Regions from separate parts of the Homo sapiens genome. Here region 2 is linked to region 1. A link is a contact called in ENCODE Hi-C or POLR2A ChIA-PET data. All regions are on one chromosome and are shown on one strand. Each heading gives the region's core, a stretch centred on a gene start or an enhancer-like site at or near the end of the contact. The rest is flanking DNA. Distances are from core to core; before and after follow the strand shown.

Evidence for each region. Hi-C counts contacts between places; a loop is a spot of excess contacts on that map. ChIA-PET counts read pairs that join two places held with the same protein, here RNA polymerase II (POLR2A). Pooled maps may share reads with other maps.
Region 2: a map of PC-9 shows a loop between it and region 1 (6-fold over the local background). The contact joins two enhancer-like sites. A Hi-C loop is called at or near these places in 1 of 168 maps with a recorded cell type or tissue (PC-9) and 2 of 50 pooled maps. POLR2A ChIA-PET finds 5 or more read pairs at or near these places in 2 of 52 experiments (IMR-90 and PC-9).

What each region holds. Positions count from the first base shown.
Region 1 is chr7:41,044,355-41,049,138 of GRCh38, reverse strand. No RefSeq gene overlaps it. Among named protein-coding and RNA genes, the nearest start is that of LINC01449, 55 kb to the left of the region's middle. Within about 2 kb of position 2,800, at least 4 of the 41 ENCODE cell types and tissues checked have a DNase peak (open chromatin) inside an H3K27ac peak, as active enhancers do.
Region 2 is chr7:41,577,862-41,582,645 of GRCh38, reverse strand. No RefSeq gene overlaps it. Among named protein-coding and RNA genes, the nearest start is that of INHBA-AS1, 110 kb to the left of the region's middle. Within about 2 kb of position 2,355, at least 3 of the 41 ENCODE cell types and tissues checked have a DNase peak (open chromatin) inside an H3K27ac peak, as active enhancers do.

The sequences.
Region 1 (4,784 bases), core at 1,551-4,050:
GCTTATAAACAATATAGGTGACTTAAGTGTGTGTTTCTGTTAATAATGCTGTCTCTTGATCTTGACTTGCTGCACTTGGAAATCTTTGCCCACCTTGCCTGAATGACCTCCGGCCCCTTCTAGGTAGAGGCAGCTCGTCCCAGTGGTGGAGGGTGTGGCCTCTGGCACTGCACTGCCTGGGTTTGCTTCCTAGCTATGCCACCAACTATCTTTCTGCTGGCAGCAAGTTGCTTAGCATCTCTGTGCCTCAGCTTCCCAATATCTAAAATAGGAAAAAAAATAGCACTTCTCTTCTCTGGCTATTTTGAGAATTAAATGAGTTAACACCTGTTATGTTGGCATTTGGGGCTGGATAATTATTGGCTGTAGGGGCTGTCCTGTACACTGTAGGGTGTTAAGCAACATCCCTGCCCTCAGCCCCATAAATACCAGTATTACTCTTCTCCTGCCCCTAGTAGTGGTAACTAAAAACGTCTCCAGACATTACCAAATGTCCCCTGGAGTGCAAAACTGCCCCTGGTTCGAAACTATTGCCCTAGAGTCTCAGAAAAGCTCAAGGAATTCTGGCTCCAACACCTACTATCAGTGTGGCTATGTGTTAGTTTCTTCATTAACAAAAATACCAAGCACATCATATTTTTTAAATCTTAGTTGAAATAATTCTAGTACCTTGCTTAGAACAATGCCTGACCCATAGGAAGTTTCAATAAACACCAGCTATTTTAATTACTGTTTCACCTTTTTTTTTTTTAGCCGATGAGGAAACAGAGAAGTTAAACAACTTGCCACATTCTCAGCCGAGGGTGTGGCTGAGCCAGGGTTCAAACCCAGACCATCAGCCATCGCAGCCATATGCTCTCAACCGGGCTTTCCTAAGAGGAGCACTCAGGGAGCACCCATGACTATAAATTCCTCAGGGCCAAGCTGCTTGGGGTCCTAGTGGGATGAGGAGGTTCTGAGCTCCGTGACTCTTCCCTGACGGCAGCTCAGAGCCTTCTACATCAGGGCAGCAGGGGCCAGAGCAGCTCAGCCCAGCGGCCGCAGCAGTTCACTGACATTTGACATTGTTTGTCGGCAGTCACAAGTGGTCACTATCAAGGATTACTATTTGTGTATCTGTGAGTCACAATATGCCAGATTCATCAGAGCCAGATGTCACAGTGAAACCAGATGAGGCCCTCAGACAAATCCCACGCGCTTCGTGTGTCAGGCCTATATCCATTCATAAAACAGCTCCCTCCCAAAATATAAGTCTTGAGAAAAAAGAAAAATCTGAAGTTGGTTGTGCAATTCTGAGACTAGTTGCAATTGATTTCCAAGCCTTTCCCGCAATGCCTCTCATACTTTTAATTCTGGATTATTCTTCTACGGCTCAAAGCAGAGAAGGAGACATAGTGTCCATCATTTTACCCCAGAAGAGACAATAGAAATGGAAAGACTTCAGTAGGTGAGCTCAGAATAATAACATTATTTTTGCTATTGTAAATACAAAAGCTACTGAAATATCTTGTGGTCAGAATAAGACAGACGTGCCACTAAACCCCTCCCCACTTCTTTCTTTTCTTTCTTAAACTTTGGACTGAGCCACTTTCTCAGAAGCACAGCTGAAAAACCCTTAAAAACACATGCACGCATACACACTAGTCTCAGGAGTGCGAGGTGTCTGGAGTAAGGATTAGAGAGGTTCAAGTCGGTTCCCCTTGTTAAAATTACAGCTGCACCAAAGATGGTACAGTATATCAACCCAGGGCTCAGGAAACTTGTCCAGTTCTCAAGAATGAGAAAATGCAGCTGTGCTGGATCAGACAGATTGTGGAGGGTGAAGCTTCCCTCTCCCCTTCACCACGCTGTCCAGAAAGAAAGGTCAGAGAGATGCCCAGCTGTGCCAGGCAGCATCCAGGAGGACTGGGGTCAAAGCATGTGCATTTGTCATTCTGCAACTGTTCAAAAGACAGGTACACATTTTAAACAATAACAACAAGCATGGAAAATAAGCCCTGTATTTAGCATTTTTTCATTTTTCAATTTCACATTTTCTTTTCCTCCAGGGGTTGAAATTTAATCTGTCTTTTAGCAAAATGGAGCTGGCTCTCTCTCTTCTTCTGGCTTTTTCTCCCCAGTATACTCCCAGTGCCTATCCCAGAGATATGCTCAGCTGATTATGAAGCCTGTGCATTGTCGCCGAAGCCTGTTGTCACTATGGAAATGTGTTTGAGGGCAGGTGGTTTTTTCATCTACCCTCACTTGCAAACACACACACACCTTTGCAGCCATGGTGACCCTGCTAATCTTCAAGTTCAGCACTTGTCAGGTGCTGACACAGAAGGAATCCCAATACAAAATGCACCCATCGTGGGGCGTTCATGCATGTGAGTGTGTGTGTTTGGCTCCCCTGTAAGGTTTCCAATTTCCCATGGGACCCACTATTGCAGTAATTGGAGTGATGCAACCTCATTCAGTAGCTGTTCTAAGAAACTTTGGCCCAGGGCTACACTTGTCCCTCTTCCTGAGATGTCCTCCTTGACATTTCTCCCCTCCCCAAGAGGCACTTTTGGTAAGTGAGGCAACACAAACATCATTCACCAGCTGCACACCGGCCCCTGAGTTTGACGACCTACGTTATTGGCTAGCAGAGTCATTTTTTAGTTTAACTCACATCCGGTTAGGCACAAAGATATTTTTAAGGCTACTTGGTGGGGGGCGAGAACACATCAGGGGTCACTCCAAATTCATTCCAAATCAGAGCCTCTCAGGCCAACCCCACAGAGAGCCAGAAGGAGGAAATGACTCACTCCCTGGGCCCATTGCTCTCTCGTAATATGTTAAAACTCCTTCTCCCGTGCAGAAGTCCAGGGACCATCACTGAGGTTCAGCTGCTACTTGAAGTCAAGTCCTGCCCCAAAGGCACCCATTGCCCTCCTCCTCTTAGAGGAAGCCCATGTTCTGTGGATATGTGTATGTAATGGGCCATCCTTATATGGAATAAAAAGTTGACAGAAACAGGTTTCCCAGCTTCCCACTTTCCTGTGATGATCTCTGAATGTCGGTTGGTGAAATGAGATGATTAATAAATCCCTAATAAATAGGAATCACTCATTTCCCTTACCTCACCATTCTTCAGATCCATTATTTTCAAGTGAACTGGTAGATACAGTTAGAACTGTATAACGATGCATTGTCCTTCATTGGGCCAAAATTTATAATATTTATGTACTCACTCATTTATCCATCAGGCCATCCATCTATTCAAAAATGCCTAAGTGCCCAGTCTCCAGCACAGCGAGACCAGGAGACAGATGCCATTCTAGAGCTGATGGCTGCCTGGGGTTGGAGAAAGGCCAGGGAGTAAACAAAGGCAATCCTGTGGCACCAGATCTGAGGCTTGGAAAGCATGTGAGTGGCATCAGGCAGGTGGTCAGTGCCACCTGCAGGCAGCAGGAAGGCTTCTGAGGCTGGAGGAGCAGGTATTTCCAGGCATGGAACTGGCAAAGTCACAACAGGCAATGAAAGATCTTTGAGCCATTTCACCTCTTGCCCTTACTCATGGGACTTTTTCTTCCTTGATTTCCCTAACCCAGCATGAAGGAAACTCTGGCACACAGCAGAAAGCTAGCAAAAGCCCACTGAGAGAGGTATGAGTACATTAATAGTGATGAGTAGTTAAAAGAAAGATAAATACAATAATTTTTTTAAAAAGTGAAGGCAACTGCATGGGAGGATCGGTGAACACAGGGTTGTGAATGGCTGCTTGTGGCTCACTCATCCATGGCAGACACCACTGCGCACCACGGAAGGCTTTCCAGTTGAGTTAAATGGCAAAGGACTCACAGCCCACCCTATTGGAGTATAAACTGGCACACAAAACGGAACCTACTTGCCATTTGCATTTGTAGACTATTCTTATGAGGATCTTGACCATGAAGAGTAAAATAAATAAAATCCTATAAAATATTAGAGAGGAGAATATTTTCTCTATTAGAGTCTTTGAATGTACCTGGAAAAAATATAAAATAGAATGTCTACATAGCAGTCATATCGCATATGGTAACAGCACTAAAAGAAACGGATATTTCTAGAATGCGTATAATTTTTTTCACTGTTGTATTTGTTCCTACATTCAACAAGTAATTTGGATTACCTGTGATGTGCAATGTGCTCTCTCGGAGGGTATTGTGAGGGTTATTGAATTGTGAAGATAAAGGGTCATGGGTATTGCAGAGAGAAGGATGAACTTTCCAAAGTCAGCATTTAAGAAAGATCTAAAGGACGTAGAACTGGACTTGAAAAAAAAGTGGGTTGTAACTTATACATGTGGGAATTGGTATGACATTTTAGAAAGAAAAAAATAGCCTGAAAACGCAGAAAAATAAAAATTAGGAGGAGAGGGAATTACAGGGAAAAATTTAATGTGTCCAGAATATGTATGCTCTATGCTGAGTGCAGCCTGGGCATTAGTTAACTAAATCCTCTCTTAATCATGTTCTGTCAGTCAGTATAAGGGTCCAGCAGACAGTGTACTCATATTCTTATATGTTGAGACCTTAAGAAAAATAAGTGACATTTTTAGGAAGCAGAGATCATGAGAGTCATAGCTAATAGGACCTCATTCATTGTGTCTATTTGGTCCTGGGAGAAAAGCTCAAACCACTGGCTCAGTGCCAGGCTGTCCTTCCACCTCTTGGTAGGAAGCGTATACAGCCAGGCTTCTTGTTCCCAAGAAACAAAATATAATGGATCTGTTGGAAAAAAATTATTTAATTGCTTTGATCTTCATTTTTCTCAGA
Region 2 (4,784 bases), core at 1,106-3,605, 530 kb before region 1:
TCCAAGGGCCTTTGTTCCAAGAGCAAAGAAGGATGTGTCAAGCCCCCAAACTGGCACAGTGGTTAAAGCATGTGAAAAGTTCAGTCTGAATTAAAATGGAGGAGAAACAGACTCTTCCTCTTACTAGGAGAAGAGGCATGGTAGGAATTGTTGGTGATTGTCTTTAGAGTCAATCTACAAAGTTTTACATACTACTTAAAATAAACAAAAGTCACTTTGTTTCCATATATGCTTCAATGTCTCAAATGGAGGAAATGCCAGATTTTTTCAGGGTACAAACCATGCCCTTGCACATTTTTCATTACTGAAAAAAAAATGAACACTTCCAGACTTGCTCCTGGGTAGTACTTGTTGGTTACTTGTTGGTGAGAAAGACACGAGATGAGCTCAGTGGTGTGGCATGCTGGGAAGACCAGAAAGTAGACAAGCCAGATCTACATAAGGACCTGCTGCTCAGGCCCTGGGTGGACTGGAGGGGGATTATCCTAGCTACAGTGGTTTCTGGAAAGGGCAACTTTGCAATCTTTGTGGACTCACTTTCAATGTCATGAATAATTCTGGCCATTATCAATAACTAGGGACCCAACTGACAGATAGGACTCGGGAGGGGGAAACTCAGGCCAGGGTACAATTCTAAAGGCAGATGAGCATAGCAGACGTTGTTGTAAAGTCTCTCCATCAGGCATAGTTCTTGCTAGTGGTCAAGGTGGAGGTGTCAGGATGGATTGTTGGTGAAGGAGAGGGGATAGGAGCCATAGCTGGGTGGCAGGGCCCCGGTTATGAGTTTCTGGCATTTTCCAAGAATTGGAAGACACTGGAGTTAAGCCACATCCCAAATGAGTAAGAAATCATGGAAACACCCAGTTCGATAGAAGGTATTCAGGCACTAGAGATTCTCCTTGTCCTAGATTCTGATTGAGTCTTTCAGAAATTGTGTGTGAATGTTCATGCTGTGTGTGTGTGTGTGTGTGTGTGTGTAGGTGGTTGGAGGGATGGTGTGGCGTGCTGGCATGCAAGTGCTCAGAGCTCATGGTTGGACATGTGAGCCCAAGGAAGCAAGAGGGTGGGGACAGAGGTGGCTCCAGAGCCTGGTGCATCTGGTCACATCCTATCACCTCTACTTAGAGAGGAAGTTAATCCCCAAAGTCTCAGATCATCGTCAATAAAAGGCAGACAGCCATAATAATAGTTTCTTAAGGGACTGTTTGGAGGAGGAAGGAGCTCAAGATTTATGTAGCACTTAATGTTTTGCTTGGCCACATACTGACTCTCAACAGCATTAGTTTCTTTCTTTCCATTCCTCCCTCCACCAACCCACCATTATCTGTGACTTTATCATGAGCTGAATGATGGGCCTTAGTTCAAATCCCTTCTGTTCCTATAAATATTAGCTAAGGAGCCAATGGGAACTCTTAGGACACATGTGGCTCTGGAGAGCTGCTCCAGACGGCTGGAAAGATAATGAGGGAAAGTGGGTCAGATTGCTGCTCTACAGAAGAGTAAACTTCTAGAGGCAAGGGGGTATGTGGTTTCAAGATTTATATTTCACTATCAGAAACTAGGAAGTAAAATCTCTTTACTCTTCCTTGTGTCAAAATCTTTTTTTTTTTTTTTTTTTTGAGACAGAATTTCAGTCTGTTGCCCAGGCTGGAGTGCAGTGGTGCCATCTCAGCTCACTGCAATCTCTACCTCCAGAGTTCAAGCGATTCTCCTTCCTCAGCCTTCCAAGTAGCTGAAATTACAGGTGCCTACCATCATGCCCAGCTAATTTTCATATTTTTAGTAAAGATGGGGTTTCACCATGTTGGCCAGGCTGGTCTTAAACTCCTGACCTCAAGCGATCCACCACCCTCAGCCTCCCAAACTGCTGGGATTATAGGCGTGAGTCATTGAGCCTGGCCCTTGTGTCAAAATCTTAAAGAAGTTTTAACTAATTCTTGTTTTCCAAACTAAGTAAAAACTATAATGTCACTAAGTGTTAAATTTGAACCTTGCCCCACTTTGATAATTCTTGACAGGTTTTACAAGAAAACATTTCACTTTAAGCACAATTTGTGTTTCAGAACACTTGCTTGCTGCTGGAAGATCATGGTGTTTCTGGCAGCTTTTCTTCGACCTCAATATAATTATTGTATCTTGCTAAACTCACCAGCTTCCAAAATCACTAGCTTCTTGCATATTTACCTTTGAAATCTCTATCAACCATCTCTTTGGTGACACTTGTTTTCAGCTGTCTTCTTAAAGAATGGGTCCTCAAGCATCTAAACCACAAGGCTGATTTTATCAGATCATTCTGAGAATTGAAATATCCCAACTCAACAATATAATTGTGTAGATATGGTGTTATACTTGATCTTAAATATGTAAAGAATTCAACTTGTTGTGTGTCATAGCTTTGAACTTGGGCTTCTAATAGAATAGGAATTCCACAGAATTCCTAGAAAAGAGCTCATGCACAAACAAAACAAGGAACCAGACATCCCTTTCCCCAGATTTGTGTGGAAAAAAGTATAGAGTGCTAGCACAGAGTGTGTTTCATGCCAAAGCTTTGTAATATGCCTTTTACTCAGTAAACCCTAATCATTCTGCACTTCACTTATGTAACCTCAACTATTTATGGGGGCTGAGAGGGAAAATATGATTAACTCCAAGTGGACAATTCTGGCTTCAAACCTCCAAATGATTCCTGTGTACTCAGTATTTACTCCCCTTAAAAAAGAACTGTTTCTATGGAGAACACACGTAGGTACAGAGAAGTCTCCATCACCCTGGGTGGGGTGGCTCATGCCTATCTGTAATCTTAGCACTTTGGGAAGCCAAGGTGGGCAGATCATGAGGTCAAGAGATCGAGACCATCCTGGCCAACATGGTGAAACCCCATTTCTACTAAAAATACAAAAATTAGCTGGATGTGGTGGCCCACGCCTGTAGTCCCAGCTACTTGGGAGGCTGAGGCAGGAGAATCGCTTGAACCTGGGAGGCAGAGGTTGCAGTGAGCTGAGATTGCTCCACTGCACTCCAGCCTGGTGACTTAGCAAGACTCCATCTTAAAAGAAAAAAAAAATCCATCAATAACTTCACACCAACAAACGTCATATTTAAAACAAAAGAAGCCCATGACATAATTAACTAGTTAGATTTTATCTAAGGACTGAATGTCCATAATAGAGTGGGAAAGCACACTTGTTAAAGTATAGTGTTCAGATGTGTTTTAGTTCAGCATGAGCTCCTCAAACTAATGTTCACAGGAAAAGTTTCTTCGGTGTTGTTACATGTTGTTTCATGTTGTTTGCATAGCATTTAAGCAAAGCAGAATATGCAGTAATAATCATCTGGTGACTCTTACTGCAAGTTAAGGAATAACTACATGAGTAGCAGTGGTCTTCAGATCCCCCCATTACAATTGCCCTCCCATTGCATTCCAGTAGATAATATTACTTATGAACACTTCTTATTTATTTAAATATAAAATCTTCACAGCTTGGGAGTGGGGGTACAAACAAGATATAGATTTTGAGAAAGCAAATTTGAGATACAGGCAATACAGATTCTCCTCTCTAATGAAGGCTTTGCCCTGCTTTTTGATTATTGTAGAAACAGCTCATTCATTCTTAAATGTCAAGGTTGTCTAGGCTGCTGTGTGAGTTGTTGTAAATAATACTAGTGACCACAAGAGACCACTTCCTACATTTCAGTGGCTTCACCCAATTGAGGCTTAATCTTTGCTTACACAAAGTCCAATGTGAATGGGTCATGTGGGCTTGCCTCCATTGTGTCGTGACACTGTCCAGAGCACATGGCCTCCAAGGTTGTCACAAGAGGGAAATGAGCTTGGAGGAGATAGTCTCTGCACAATGCTGAAGGGTACACTTCTTCTGTCTCACAGTGTACCCACCAGAACTGGTTCCATGGTCCTCACTTAACTACAAGGGAGGCTGGGAAGGATAGTACAGCAGGTGGGATACTGGTGACGCTATGTCTATGCTATGCTTAGTGTCTCTTGGTTCTAATTTTCTGGTATAGAAGTAAAAGCATTGAGTACCCAGGCATTGGCTGAGGCCAGCTAGGGTGGTGGCCAAAGGAAAAGGAAGGAGGTGGATAGACAGATTAGGTGGCAGAAACTTAAAGCAAAATAAGCAAAGTACCCGTTCCTGTAAGCCAAAGGTAAAGAGGGCAAGAAGATGTGTAGAAGCCTGGGTTTGTGGACACCATTTTCCTATTTATAAGGTAAAATACACTTTAGTTTTGCTTCATGGCTGCTTCTTGGCTGTCTGGTGGTGTAAAGTATAAGACTTTTCATGCTACCTCTCATCTGGACTCAGTTCCTGGGTCTGCGATTGCCACATGTGCTTGTTGGCTTTGGTGTGGGATAATTACCTTAAACTGACATGATTAGAACAGAACTTAGAATTTCACTCTGCAAAGTGGCTCTCCCTCATCTGTCTGTCTTGGTTGTTAGGGACACCAAGTCCTACATGTCTAGGCTTAAAACTTGGACTGCTCTTTAACTAATTCCCCAATTTTCCTTCTCAGTAAGTTATTCTCTGGTCCTATTTTTGTTCTCAGTTTATTTGGTTGTGAGGTTTGTTTGTTTGTCTTTCATGGAGCATGTCCGGGATTTGTTCCTTTTCTCTACTCTTTCTTCCATCATCCTAGACCAGGCCCTCATCATCTTAGTTATAGATGACTCCAGTAACCTTCCAGAGCTCAGTTCCAATCTGTCCTGTTCACCATTGCCAAATTAACCTTCATTCAGCAACTAAATTCATAACATTACGCTAACA